Regions from separate parts of the Mus musculus genome. Here region 2 is linked to region 1. Evidence: chromatin loops called from intact Hi-C (ENCODE). Cell type or tissue: left cerebral cortex. All regions are shown on one strand. Links, peaks and the distances in the headings refer to the core of each region. The heading gives the core; the rest is flanking DNA. Region 1 overlaps Gm34664 (a long non-coding RNA gene). Region 2 overlaps Gm34664 (a long non-coding RNA gene).

Evidence for each region. Peaks named below come from ENCODE experiments on the same cell type or tissue, not always from the same donor. Only the 100,000 strongest peaks of a DNase experiment are listed, where the experiment ranks them.
Region 2: it touches region 1 in a loop (10-fold over the local background); 3 of 42 quality-filtered maps call a loop at or near these places.

Annotation. Positions count from the first base shown.
Region 1 is chr7:68,850,999-68,853,920 of GRCm38, forward strand. The region is part of intron 2 of Gm34664 (a long non-coding RNA gene); the gene reads right to left. Among named protein-coding and RNA genes, the nearest start is that of Gm34612, 60 kb to the left of the region's middle. In left cerebral cortex, for the core only: no CTCF peak of the experiment used is centred there; DNase peaks (open chromatin) are centred at 1,157 and 1,324; H3K27ac peaks cover 963 bases.
Region 2 is chr7:68,905,437-68,908,358 of GRCm38, forward strand. All of the region lies in intron 2 of Gm34664 (a long non-coding RNA gene), which reads right to left. Among named protein-coding and RNA genes, the nearest start is that of Gm34664, 9.1 kb to the right of the region's middle. In left cerebral cortex, for the core only: no CTCF peak of the experiment used is centred there; DNase peaks (open chromatin) are centred at 569, 1,256, 1,673, 2,237 and 1 more place.

The sequences.
Region 1 (2,922 bases), core at 198-2,697:
ATGATAATGATGATGTTCTTATATTGTTCATGGTAAAAGCTTAGCCCCACCCCTTAATAATAGGACAAAAGCTGAAAGAACCACTAAGAGAGCACAGGAATGGGGAGAAGGAAGGCACTGGAGAGATGTCAGGAAAGTGTGCTTCCTCCTGAAGAAGTGAATGAATGGGTTTACCTGACTGTTGTGAATGAATGGGTTCACCTGCGACTGTTGTAAATGAATGAGCTTACCAGACTTTTGAAGATGGATGCCAGTCAGAGAGAAAGAGAATTGATGAGGGCCCAAAATTAATCAGTAGATGCAGTGAGTGAGGTGGGCACCAGAGGAGGACAGTTATAAAAGATGTCCCATAACACCCAAAGATGCTGGACACAGAAGAGTCACAAAGACTAGGATGGCAGAAGAAGATGATGGATTTACAGTTCAGTCCAACTTTCAGTCTGCAGTCATCCTTTTGAAGACCAGCACAAGGACCCATGAGGCACTGTTTGTATTTTCAGTCCAAGTTGGGATCGTTCCCCTTTTCATCTAGTTTCCTGTCCTGAAAACCATCCTCCTACCCTCCTAGCTTTTGTCAGGGTCATCTTGACTGGGCAGAAAGGAAGAAGAGAAAAGAAAGGACTGGATTTTGATGGTAGGGAGAGATGGCAGCAGCTGCGGCAACAGCAACAGCGAGGATGCACTTACTAGCAAAGACCTAAGGCAGGAAAAGGCAGTGGCTTGTTTCCCTTGGGTTTCTTCATCTCTAGCTCAGGAGAAGCAGAGAGAAATAGGTGATAGGGAAAGAAAATAAAAGGAAAGACAGTTTTCCTTTCTCTGTTAACAGTGAACAGTTCAGCTTCTGGTGACTCCCTAGCCTCCCTTTACTCTTCTTTCTCTTTTCATATCAAAGGATTAAAGGGCGCCCACATGGGCAAACACACATTTACCATACACACACGCACGCACCACAACACACACAGATCTTCTCTTCAGCTCTCTGCAATGATTTCTTTAGGCTTGGTTGCTTTTTCTTTCTCTTAGTGCCCAGCCCCTTCTCGTAGTTTGCTTTCTTTCTCTGACCCTCTTCTCTCTGCTGAGTGTGCCTGCACACTCCTACGCCTAGCCTCCCTCTGCCTGCTGCCTCTGCCTTCTGCCCCTCCTGCTGCCAGGCTCCCATCCAGTCCCCAGAGCAAGGACAGCTGCTGACACTTCAGAGTGCCTGAAGGCCACCAAACAGGTTGCTAATCCTTTGAGCCTTGAGAATATGTCTCAGCCTTTGGTAGGAGAGGGACAAAGGCTTTGAGAGATGGAGCAGAGAGCACGTAGGAACAGTTGCAGGGAGCTCACCAGCACCAGCAGGAGGGAAATGCTAGCCTGCCATTTCTAGATGCTGGGGAGCATATGGAGAGCCTGAGATTGTTATCAGCTGCCCAGAGTAGGCTGTGCCATCCCAGCTGCTTTACTGTGCTCTCTAAAGAAAGCATTATAACAAACTGCCTTACCTGTGGTGTTTCAAAGCAGGTGCCTCTCCTATGAGACTACAGTCTTCCCTAGTCCCCAGTGAATTCCAGGATGTCCCATGAGAGACAGCATCTCTAGTCATTGTGTGAGCTCATCTTAACATGTACCTATCAGGGCTTTGAACTTCTGAGTGTTTGGTTTGTTGTCATATGATTATATGATGATCAAGACTGCTATAGTGTGAGTCTACAGTGGTCAGGGTTCTCTAGTGGTATAGAGCCAATAGCATGTATATATATAGAGAATATATAGTAAAAAACATTTGATGGTGCTACATGATGTGAGCTGGGCAATCCGATGGTGACCATGCCCGACTGGAGGGTGACTGGAGGGGCTCAGAACATGACAGCCTCTCATGCTGCAATAGCCCCACTTCCGTCCTGAGCTCCTGGAGGCCTAGAGGGTTGCTGGTATTCAGTTGAGTGTTTGAAAGATAAAAAGGACTGGGTTTGTTGGGGCAGCAACGAAGTAATGCACTGACTAGCAAAGAACTAGTGGGAAAAGGCAGCAGGCTGTTTTCCTTGGGGTTCATCTCTGGGCTACGTTGGAAGGTTCTTCCCACTCCGGAGTAGGGTTTCACTATCAGTTGACCTTTCCTGGAAATGCCTGTGGAGACTGTCCCAGAAGCGTGTTTTGGAGTTGACCTCAGCTACAGGGAAGTTCATAGTCAAAACTTACTATGGCAGCATCGTTAACATACCCTGTCCACTGGACACCACTACCTTAGAAACAGAAAGTTTACAGGCGAGAGTAACATGCACTGATAGGTACTGGCCTACTGGTACATGACTGTTAATTAACAGCCCTTACCCACTGTGCCACACACTATAGAACTGAGATATATTACCTAAATTTTAGATCACTTGGCAACACCCTGTTTTAGTATATAATTTTATATGGATGAATATAGATAGCTATATGTGCTTATATGTTTATATGGGTTATGTTCCAAAAAAATAGATACTACAATGTACTGGTTATTGAAATTTTATTTAGGAAAAAAATGATTGACATTATTTTCTATTTTTCTGATGTATACTTAAATGTGTAAAATTACATTCCTAAAAATAATTTAAAATGTGCTTACATTATTTCCTTCTTCCTTCTCCTTCCTCCCACACCTTCCATAAATTCCCCATGTCTCTCAAGTCCCTAGTCTCTTATTTTATATATTATAATCTAATTATTTTATATGTTATATATAAATACATATGTAAGCATGAGAGACACCCCAAGTAAAGTAAGCTACTGCTGTTGCCTTTGTTCACCTCTCAAGGTTGAAGAGAAGCCCCTATTACTGAAGACAGCATGCAGTATAAACCCAGGGTTCAAGAGCTGAGCTGGACCTGAACTGAAATCTCAGTCTCTGAGGACTGGCTTTCATGGTGATTATAAAAGCTGCCAACAAAGAGAAATAAC
Region 2 (2,922 bases), core at 296-2,795, 55 kb after region 1:
TTGTGAAAGATTACGAGGATGGAAACTGGGATGGAAATGTAGAAATATCCTGAGAGTAGATCCTGCAGGGAAAGTGCTACACTCATCCTGATAGAGTCACAGCCATAATTCACTGTTTTTGATGGCATGATAGCTCCACGTTCCAGGGTTGAATCTGAAGAACACAGAGAGGAGAGGACCACCAAGCATTGAGTGAACTAGGCAGATTGTCACAGATGGCACCATAGCCACTCTGAGACCCTGGTCCTTCTGTGTCCTGGATGGGACTTGCATTTGCTCCCATCTTACTGAGGCGTGTGTGTGTGTGTGTGTGTGTGTGTGTGTGTGTGTGTGTGTATGCGCACTGTTTCTCCAGCAAGCTCTTTTCTCCCCAGCCTGTTCTTACAGGGCTATGAAATGCATAGGTGTTGGCCATGGTCCTCCGAAACAGACATGTGATGTGACTAACAGACATGTTTGACCCCTATCAAAACTAGCAAAGGCCCGAGATGCTTCTCCTCCTTTGGCAAGCACTTGACAGTTGGCAGGCACACTGTTTGGCATTTAAGGGTGTGGAACAGAGTGTGAGATCTCTTTACAGAATTGAATGTCAGCGCCTAGCATACTGTAATGCCATCATGTGGATTCAGGCTATTCTAAGGCAGCCGATGCACTGAGTCATGTTCTTTGCCTAACTCAATTCATTCAGCATTTCCAAAGGTGATTGGGCATCTTACACTAGAAGGTGTGGAGAGATCAGAGAAAATGGGTACCAGGCTGCATTTCATATAGAGGAACATTCATTCCCAGATTGTCCAGATACTAGAAATGTCCACAAAAATCACCCTTGTACATATAAATAAAACTGTCACCAACACAAGCTCTTCTAAATAGCAGAAAACTAAATCAATGAGCTCAACTAAAACATTTTATCATCATAATTTGTATTATATGACTAAAGCAATTGGTCTTTTACTATAGTGTGCATAGCACACTATTAAATGTACAACCATGTCTTAGTAAGAAAGGGCAGATCAATGATGAAAGGCAATTAGCTACTGAAGTTCCCAGGAATATCTTCCTTGTTTCAAATCGTTCACCAGCTGGGAATGAGATGAGTCTGGGAATTCACTATGCTTCTGCAAGGGTGTAGGCTTACTGGTGACTTGCTCCTCCCCAAATAGACTCATCCCACCCAGTAAACATTTTAGTCTCACCATATGACTTTACTTTTTCACACTCAGTTAGATATTTAAATATAGAAAGACATCCATGAATCACAAATTATTCACAACACAATAGGAACAGCCAGAGAAGTTCACACATTCCCTCAGGGAGTAGTTTTAATCAGATACTATTTAGTGCTCAGCTAAAACAGTTAGTGGCACTAGCAGGCAAATTCTCTTTTTGTCAAGGAGTTAAATTTTAATTTTCCACCCCTAAAAATGAGAGAATGTTTCAATCCCTTGACAGTTTGGGGATCCATTGTTTCCAGTTGGCTGCAGATTGAAGGACGACAGCAGTTTGAGGTCCCCTGGCATGTTCATGAACTGTGTGTCTCTTCTCCCAATTATGGTTCCTTGAGGACTCATGCTATCAGTACGCACCAGCGGTTTCTCACCATTTTTTTTCTTTTTCTTTTTTCTTTTTTTTTCTTTTTTAGCCAGAAGCAAAAGAATATATTAGCCATCAGCAGCAAGACACAGGCAAATGGATGTATGAGATGAGGTTTATTGGGATTCCACGCATGCGTGGGGGTGTGACTCTACTTCAGAACTCATTTTCACCGATGCTGACACAAAAGACAGTCCTCGGAGATCTGTCTGTCAAAACCCAAAGTGCTCAGTAGAAATTAGATTACTCACGCTCAGGCAGAGGAGGGTGTTGGTGATTTAGAATAGTCCCTTAAATACCAATTACATTTGTATTTACAAAGCAAATTAAAGCCACCTGAAGGACATTGTTCATACTGGCTACTATCAATGTGTATGAACATGGTTCTTTGTTGGTATTTGAAAACTTATGAAAACACACACACACACACACACACACACACAGAGTTTTTCTTCCCATTTTAAACTTAATTCCAAAAGGCTCAAATGTATTTAAAGGAACAAGATGTACTGTTCAGTAGTATTGCTATGTGATTTTTGTCTGCAAATTGTCTGCCTGTCCCCGTTATCCATATCCAAACAGCCATGGAGAGTGAGAAACATGCAGGTGGGTTCTCTTTGTCTGTAACAGCAGATGCTCTGTGGGCTTATGGTAAGGCTGTATTGCTGGGCTAGCATGTCATTCATAGATTGGCATAGAACCTGCAGACAGATCCTAACTCTTTTAAGTCTAATACCGCTATGTGCAGACTTAGCAATCAAACTCATTTTTCATAAAAATATAAATTAATAAGTTGTATAATAAAAATTACCCCTTGTACATGAAAATGGGGAAGATTCTTAGAACGAGAGTTTTAAAACAGAAAGCAGAGGAGTCCTGGGAGACTCTAGCAGAAAACAGACTCCGGTGCATAGGAAGGTCGAGCGCTTCCCAGTACCTCGTGGAGGGTATTACCCACCACTAGATAATGAAAGAAGCTGGCTGGCACAAGATTTCTCTCCTTGTAATGGTACGACAGTGCCAGGCTCTTTGAAACTCCCCTAGTGTGTTCTGGAATGCTAATTGCGTGTTTGTATGGCCATCTCTTGGTATCTCAATTTGGAATGAGTGTCACTGCTGAGCAGTGAATTCTTATTCCTGTGATCAGGGTAGTGATCAGGGAGATTGGCTCTGATGTGTGGCTCCCCAGATTCTGACTGTCACAGCTTAGCTCAGACCTCTCTTCATCTCTCCACATTTTGGAATCTCTCTCTATATATATAATGAAGCATAGATTCATTTACCTAGCATTCTGTCATCCAGAAAACTCTATTAACTTTTGCATCTGTT